Linked DNA regions of Homo sapiens: region 2 is linked to region 1. Evidence: read pairs that join two places in POLR2A ChIA-PET (ENCODE). Cell type or tissue: HepG2. All regions are shown on one strand. Each heading gives the region's core, and the rest is flanking DNA. Links, peaks and the distances in the headings are about the cores only.

Region 1 (4,386 bases), core at 324-4,323:
GCACACAGTGGGCATTCAGATGTTACCTTCCTTCCAAGGAACCCATATTTTTTTCCTGAATTTGAATTCCTGAATCCACTGGCACTCTGAGCCACGTAGATCCACATGGCCATTGGCCGCTGTCAGCCCCCAGCTGTTAAGGACGCAAGGTGGCCACAAAGCATTAGTCTGAACATCCCTGGTGCCTCCCCCAGGTTCTCTTTGAATCTGGATTTATTTAAAGAGAGGAGGTGAGTGGTAGGTGAGGAGGGGGCTGTTGTTAGGACATGGATGGGCACAGGACATGTGTCTGGTGAGCGTAGCTGCCAGGGCCGGTCCCTGACACCCCAAGGAGACTTTCTGGTCCCAGCCCAGCCTACACTCCCACCTGCTCTGGAGAGGCTGTGTTTCCTTCCAAGGATGGATGCTGATGATGTCTGATGGCTTCTGGATGTCTGATCTCAAGGGGGCCTTCTCTTAGGGGGCTTTAGGCCACCCTGGAAAGGTCTCAGCATCACCCCTTGGAGCGGGGAGGATTTTCACCCCTTGCCCACACACAAGCTAAAACTGCTTCTGCTGCAGCTCTGGGAGACCTAGAACCAGGGCCCCTCCTGAGAGCCAGTGGGTGGGGGCAGGCCCCCTGGAAAATCGCTGAGAGCTCAGCAGTTTCAGCCTTCACTCCCCTCCTCACTCCCCTCCTCCAGCCTGCAGAAACCTAGCCCAGCCTTTGCACAGAGGGTCTTGCTCTGGGGAATTCTATTCTTGAATTTAATACCTTGAGTGTCTAGCCTGGCCCACCAGCTTCTGTCCCACCTCCAGGTGTTTGCTCGAGCTGTGCCCTCTCCCTAGAATGCCTTCTTAACTCTTGCTACTTGTTGAGGGCGCCTGAAGAGTAGAAAGAGTGAATCTGGGGAACAAATTCAAATTTGGATTTGAATTCTGGCTCTATCAATGCCAGGCTATGTGACCGTGGGCTAGGAACTTAATTTCCCTGAGCCTCTTTGTAAAATGGGTTTCATAATAGTGTCTCCTCACAAGGTAGCCATGAGGCAACGTCTGTAAAGCACTCAGCACAGAGGAAGCACTCGGCACAGAGGAAGTCCTCGGGAAATGTGGATCTGCTTCCCTTGCCTCAGCGAAATGCTCCTTGACTTTGAAGTCCTGGCCCAAAGGGCACCTCCCCGGCAATACCTTCCTGGACTCACTCACCAGCCCCACCACTTGCAGAGCAGCCCTGTCCCTCCTCCAGGTTCCTCAAGCATGTCTCCTGCCTCTGCACCTACCTCAGAGAGACAACATTCGAGTCAGCTCTTAACATCTGGCCTCCAGGCTGGACCACGGGCTCTATTACCTTTACTTTCCACGGCAGAGCGCAGCATGGCTCAAGAAATGCTGCGGGAGGTGAAGTGAGTTCTAGGGACTTCCATTAATAATAAGAGTAACTAGAATTTGTTGAGCATTCACAGCACACCCTGAGGTGTTTATCAGAGCCCAGGAAACCCTCTTTCTGGGTTCAAATCCCTGCTCTGCCTCTTAGGGGCTCTATTGTCCCAGAAAGTTCCTTGTCTCTTGAATCCTACATTTCCCCGCCTGCACGATAGTGATAATAACAGTGCTTACTTCTGAGCATTGTTAAGGAGATTCAAGAATTTAAAACTATAAAAACCCATGGCTTTCTTACCCAGAGAAGGGCAGAAAAATCGTTGGCAGGGTGCATTGATATGACTCGGACAATTTACAAAGGTTTTTCATATATGCTTTTATTTTAAAATTTTTTTGTTTTTATTTTGTTTTATTTTATTTTACTAAAATTTTATTTAGTAAAAATAGTACAGAATTTAGAAAATACAAAAACAGAAAAATTTAAAAATTTATCAATAGCTACCTTCAAAGATAACTGTTGTTACTAGCCTCTTGTAGAATCTTCCAGACATTTCGTTAGAGAGGAATATTGCAAACATACAGAAATGCATTGAGAATGACATTTGTTTATTTGTTTATTTGCTTTTGAGATGGTGTCTCGCACTGTCACCCAGGCTGGAGTGCAGTGGTGCAATCTCGGCTCACTGCAACCTTTGCCTCCTGGGTTCAAGTGATTCTCCTGTCTCAGCCTCCCAAGTAGCTGGGACTACAGGCACACACCACCACACCCGGCTAATTTTTGTATTTCAGTAGAGATGGGGTTTCACCATGTTGGTCACACTGGTCTTGAACTCCTGATCTCAAGTGATCCACTTGCCTCGGCCTTCCAAAGTGCTGGGATTACAGGCGTGAGCCACCGCGCCTGGCCTGAGAATGTTTTAATGAACCCAATGCGTCCTCACCACCCAGACTTAGAAAATGTTTACACTTTTGCCGTATTTGCTCAGATCTATATTAATAAGAAAGAAAACCATACAGATACTGTTGAAATAATTCTTATCCTTTCCTCCCTAGAACACACACTCCAAAGTGTGGTGTGTGTACCCTTTTCTCCCACATTTTTATACTCCTATTACACAAAAAGTGTCTCCATACACAATGGATGGTATTGAGACATGTACTATATTTTATATAAATTGTACCCTACTGGACATATTGTTCTGAAACTTATTATACTTTTCTCCTTGTTTTCAAAATCTAACCAAGTGGATAGATATGCATCTAGTTCATTCCTGCAATGGAATAATCCAGCCTATGATACAATACAGTCTGTTTATTTCCAGCTGATGGATGGTTAGAGTACTTCTAATTTTCTTCTGTTACAAACAGTTCCGCAGAAAGTATCCCTGCACACATCTGCATGTGAACAATTTTTTCTATAATTTATACAAAAGGGTATAGCTTTCAGATCAAGGTATGAGCCTCTTGAAATCTATGAGGTATCATCAGCCATTTCCTTTTCTTTCTTTCTTTCTTTTCTTTTCTTTTTCTTTCTTTTTTTTTTTTTTTTTTGAGACGGAGTTTCACTCTTGTTGTCCAGGCTGGAGTGCAATGGCTAAATCTCGGCTCACCGCAACCTCCACCTCCTGGGTTCAAGCGATTCTCCTGCCTCAGCCTCTCGAGTAGCTAGGATTGCAGGCATGCGCCACCATGCCTGGCTAATTGTTTTGTATTTTTAGTAGAGACAGGGCTTCTCCATGTTGGTCAGGCTGATCTTGAACTCCCAACCTCAGGTGATACACCCGCCTCAGCCTCCCAAAGTGCTGTGATTACAGGCGTGAGCCCCGCGTTTGGCCTCATCAGCCATTTTTCTCTGCACAATATCCATAAGGCTATGATCATCCTGAATATGTTGTTTTTCATCTGTTTTTTCCATCTACGATACATATATGCACACATATTCATCTTTCACGTATTTGCAGGTATAGTCATTGATTCCACAAGATCTTGGGCATTTGCCATGGGCCAGGTATTGGGGGTTTTTATGGTAATCTTTCCTTAGCCCTGTGAGGTTTTTGTTTCGTTTTCATTTTAGAGGTGGAATCTCACCCTGTTGCCCAGGCTGGAGTGCAGTGATGATCATAGCTTACTGCAACCTCGAACTCCTGGGCTCAAGTGATCCTCCTGCCTCAGCCTCCTCAGTAGCTAGAATTACAAGCATGTGTCCAGCTAATTTACTTATTTATTTATTCATATATATCTATATATATGTATATATATATGTATATATATCTATAGAGAGAGAGACAAAGGATCTCACTCTGTTGCCCAGGCTGGAGTGCAGTGGCACCATCTTGGCTCACTGCAGCCTCAAACTCCTCGGCCCAAGTGATCCAACCTCAGCCTCTCGACTAGCTGGGACCACAGGTGCACACCACCATGTCCAGCTAATTTTTTGAATTTTGGTAGAGACAAGGTTTTGCCTTGTTGCTTAAGCTGGTCTCAAATTCCTGCGCTCAAGCAATCCACCCACCTTGGCCTCCCAAAGTGCTGGGATTACAGCGTGAGCCACAGCACCCAGCCTCATTTTTTTATTTTTAAATTTATTTTGTAGAGATAGGGTCTCACTGTGTTGCCCAGGCTGTTCTCAAACTCCTGGCCTCAAGCAATCCTCCTGCCTCAGCCACTGAAAGTGCTGGGATTACAAGTGTGAACCACTGTGCCCAGCTTGTGAGGCTTTTTTTTTTTATATATAACTATGAGGTGAGGGAGGCAAGGGGGGCATGTGAAGAGATTCGCCCAGGGTCACACTATAGTAAGGAGGAAGCTGGGTTTCTAACCCAGGCATGTTTAATTTCAATCCAGTGTTCTTTCTGATGCCTATGATGTGGTAGATGGTTTTTTCCCAACCAAGACCTACTGAATGGGAATTCTAAAAGAGGGACCTGAGGGCCGGGCGCTGTGGCTCACACCTGTAATCCCAGCACTTTGGGAGGCCAAGGTGAGCAGACTACCTGAGGTCAGGAGTTCAAGACCAGCCTGGCC
Region 2 (4,386 bases), core at 253-4,252, 160 kb after region 1:
CTTTCCATTACTTTATATCTTGACTAAATCGATCCCACAGGTCTTGAGCACAGGGTACACGATCTGGTAAAAGATAGCACAGGGCCAGTGGATTTACGCCAAAGGCAGCGCCACGTCCCCAGCAAGGAGGCCACAGAACTTCCTAGCAGACCGGGGTGGAAGGGGAACTCTGGGGAGGGTTCAAACTTGGGGCAGCCTTCCAGATCTGTTTTTATCGGGGAAAAAAAAAGTCATGCAATGATGGTTTTCCTCAACAAGCTAATCAGCTCAAAAACAAATCGTTTCCACTGATCAGAGATCCTTTCCAAGGATAACCTTCAACAAAAAAAAAAAAGCTGGACTGCAAAATGCAGCATTTTCTAGACAGTGAGGGCACTGAGATGAGAGTGTGGCATGCCAGCCCTAGAGACAACTTGCACTGCCCCTCACCCCTTGCCGCTAAGTGGTTCATGCCAACTCTCCCCCCAGATTGTGTGTCTGGACAGAATTCTGTCCTGTGCAGACATGGAATTTGAAAACAGATGCCTTGAGTTTGTGCTTTGGCTCCACAGCTCTTTAACTGTGTGACCTTAATCAAGTCCTTTAACCTTGGTTTCCTTAATGGGGCACCATGATGATAATCCCACCTTAGGGGTTGCTGTGTGGCTCAGATAAGCGAACAGCCCAAAAAGAGCTTTGCAAACTCCTGAGCACTGAACAAATATAAATTATTCCACCTCCTGGCGTTACTCCTGCAACCCCTGGGCTGCAATCTTGTGTCAAGTGAAATGGCTGCTGAGATCGTGCAGGAGGATTCCAGCCTCCACCAGCTCCAGCACCTGGGAGCTGAAGCACGGCTCCCAGCACTCCCCTCGCCTTACCAGACAACACTTACTTGCCAGTGACCTCTAGCCCGAAATCACACTGCAAGAAGAGCTGTGACGTCCCTTGGTTTCTTACAAATTCCCCACATCCACCTATGGTACCAGAAGAAGCTGTTACCAGGGCAACTTGCAAAGTCCAACCTGCACATGTTAAAAAGGAACTGGCCCCATCTTACCCCGTATGTCAGAAACACCTGCTGTTGCCTTAGAAACCTTCCTAATCATGCTGCTGAATGAGGAAATATTTGCAGGCCTAATCTGGTTTTCTTTTCCCGGAATGATTCCAGCTGTGCGTCCAAGTACCAGACTCTTTTGTTTCCTGACTTCCCACAGGAGGTTAAAAAAAAAAAAAAAAAAATCAAATCATCAAGTTCTTCTCACCTGATCCAAAGCAGCACTGAACTGACTTTCCCCACAAGTGGAAAAGTTACAGTGTAAACCATGGAGAGGAAGGCGTTTTTAGTTTTCATTTTTTTGCGTTTTTAGTTTTCTTTTTTTTCTTTTAAGAGATGAAGGACTCGCTCTGTCACTCTGTTGCCCAGGCTAGAGTGCAGGGACGCAAAAGTAGCTCACTTCACAGCCTCAAACTCTTGGGCTCAAGCAATCCACCTCACTTCCCAAGTAGCTGGGAGTCCAGGCCTGTGCCACTGCCCCCAGATGGCTTTCATCCTTTCTAAGGAATTGCTGGGGTTGGGGCTGGGTTGGGGTTGGAGATTCCTCCCACCCACCAGGGATAAATAGTTAAGACTACGTGAAGAGGGGCCAGGCGCGGTGGCTCACGCCTGTAATCCCAGCACTTTGGGAGGCCAAGGCGGGCGGACCACGAGGTCAGGAGATCAAGACCATCCTAGCTAACATGGTGAAACCCCATATTTATCTACTAAAAATACAAAAAAGTTAGCTGGGCGTGGTGGCACACGCCTGTAGTCCCAGCTACTCAGGAGGCTGAGGCAGGAGAATGGCGTGAACCCAGGAGACGGAGCTTGCAGTGAGCCGAGATCGCGCCACTGCATCCCAGCCTCGGCGACAGAGCGAGACTCCATCTCAAAGTAAACAAACAAACAAAAAAGACTAAGTGAAGAGGCTTTGGAGATAAAAACTCCTAGATTTCAATCCCATCCTGACCTTTCACTAGCTATATCACCATGGGCACATTATTCAGCCTTTCTCTGTTTCTCATTTGTAAAATGGGGCTAATACTACCAACATCATGGGGTTGTAAGGATTAAATGAGAATTAAACAAGACCACCAAGCAGCAGGTCTGGCACCAGGCAGTATTAATTCCCACTCCCTCACAACTTATTGTTAGGAAATGCTGCCTGTCAACTGTGCCAGGCGGCCAGCTAGGTCTAGAACCAGAGGACTCTGAAAGAGCTGATCCTGGACGGAAGCAAAGGATGTGGCTCCAAACAAGCTCCAAACCAATCTAGACAAGAGTCCTCAAACATAAGCATACATAGGGGGAATGTACAATCTCTCATAGGGAAATTGCTTCATGAAGGAAACTGTCATCTTTACATAAATATTTACATAACAACTGAATGCTCCTCAATCCACTGAAAAACTCCATCTGACCCCCCTTTGTCCAGAGGCAGGGCCGTCAAGTGAGAAGACTCAAGAATAATAAGCCCATTCACTGTGCCAAATGGTGGGAGGCACCCAGAGTGGCAGAAGACTTCAGGAAATTAAGCCACTCAGCCGGCTGGGAGGCTCTATCAGCACGCGGCAGGCTGCAGAGCCCAGCACTCACACCCTGCCCCCTAGGTCGCTGGCTTGGCTTTGCTGACCCAGTCCGTCCCCTAAAGGGACTCCTCCCGAACCTGCTGAACCTCCACACACACCTGCATTCCAGCATTCCTAGATCTCCACTCCTCTCACTCTTCAACCAGACTTTCCCCCCAGCTTCCGTTTCTATCAGTGACTTCAGCTCCTGGCCCTGACTTCCAGGTCAGCTCAGACATGTGGGTCCCCCCCACCCCTGATGTCCAATCACCAAGTTTTAGCTAGTCAGTGTTCCAAAGGCTCTCACACACACCCATCCCTGCCCTATGCAGGCTGCAAACTAGTCTTCCCATCTCCAGGGTCTCTTTCTCACAACCATCCCACCAGGCTCCCCGGATGAATGTGTCCTATCATGCTGCTTCCCTAAGGCTGGCTGTCTTGCCCCCCTCCTCCCCTCACCGCCCCCACCTGTCAATGGGTGGCGGCGGGAGGGGTCAAGTAGCCTAACCAGTCTGGACAAGACACCTCCCTCCTCTGCCCATTTGCCCAGTTTGGCCTAATCCTGTCACTTTCAACCTTTTTCAAAGGAGTTTTGTTTTTTTTTTTTCCAAACAGAACATTTAATCCAAACCCTACTGCACAGAACACTTCACAACACATATGCTCTGGGCAAACAGGTCGGGGGGAGCCCTGTTCTCACAGCTCAGTTTCCCCCTTGACCTAGAGTTGGCCCCTGAGACCACCGCCCTAACCCCCTACCCCGCTGCTCCCAACCCTCACCAGCCCCTCCCCTGGTCCCCTCCTCCACTCCCTTTCAGCTGTGATGTCTTGCCAGCAGCGTAGAGTGTGGGGAGTCATCAAACCAGGCCTTACCGCCTCCTGCCCAGTTGCCCTCCAGAGCCTCACTGTTCCATCAGTGTCAGGAACTGTGACAGGCCCTGCGTCTGAGGTTTAGAGGCTGCTCACAGTCCAGAGGCTGGCCCGGGTGTTCCGTACACAGCAACTAAGGTAATCCTCACCGCTCCTAAGCTGCTGTCCATCCTCAGGCTTTTCTCATTTTAAATAGGAGAAAACTGAAGTTCTGTGCCTGCCCACAGTTTCCCAGGGAGGAAACGCAGAGCCTGAACTGCAACAGAGCCCGTCCAGCTTCACGGCCCACGCGCCTCACTGTGCTCGGCTGCCTCGATCAAGTCTATCTACATCCACAGAACACCAGGCCTGGCTCTGGGGACCAACTTCATCAATGGTCATCGGTACGGATATCTTCAACTAGACCCCTGAAGAGTAGGATCTGTTCTATCTTGTTCAGAACCCAGCATGATGCTGTCCTAACAAATACTAAAGTGGTAACTACTCTCCTTCACCAGCCCTCAGACTAAAGTCCAAACAGATGTACCGGCCCAGGAGCCCCGGCAGCACAGGAGCAGTGCCTCCTTTGAAACTCAGCTCTGCAGGGGAGACCCAGGGATTAAAGGCTCTGAATCTGTAAGGCAGACAGCCCTGCACTCTTGCTTACTGTCTGGGGAGACCTTGGGTGGGTAATTTAAAATCTCTGTGCCTCAGTGTCTTCTATAAGATGGAGCTTTTGTAAGGAGGAATTGAGTTTCATGCCTAGAAAGTCTAAAGTCTGGCTCTCAGGCAGGGATCAATAAACAGTCGCTCGTGATTTCTATCACTGTGGCTGAGGGCAGACACTCAGCCCATTCTTACTTCTGCAACTCAAGCACTTCCCGTGTCAACGCAGGACAGAGAATTTAAGATTCCTCCAGAGCTGGCATCAGTCAACAGAGGAACATAACT

What was found. Peaks named below come from ENCODE experiments on the same cell type or tissue, not always from the same donor. Only the 100,000 strongest peaks of a DNase experiment are listed, where the experiment ranks them.
Region 2: POLR2A ChIA-PET joins it to region 1 with 6 read pairs; 5 of 35 experiments call an interaction of 5 or more read pairs at or near these places.

Annotation. Positions count from the first base shown.
Region 1 is chr11:60,988,255-60,992,640 of GRCh38, forward strand. The region is part of intron 1 of CD6 (CD6 molecule); the gene reads left to right. Among named protein-coding and RNA genes, the nearest start is that of CD6, 19 kb to the left of the region's middle. RefSeq lists an enhancer at 1,085-1,174. In HepG2, for the core only: no CTCF peak of the experiment used is centred there; no DNase peak of the experiment used is centred there; H3K27me3 peaks cover 2,474 bases.
Region 2 is chr11:61,147,377-61,151,762 of GRCh38, forward strand. The region is part of intron 1 of VPS37C (VPS37C subunit of ESCRT-I); the gene reads right to left. Among named protein-coding and RNA genes, the nearest start is that of VPS37C, 12 kb to the right of the region's middle. In HepG2, for the core only: no CTCF peak of the experiment used is centred there; a DNase peak (open chromatin) is centred at 2,435; H3K4me3 peaks cover 533 bases.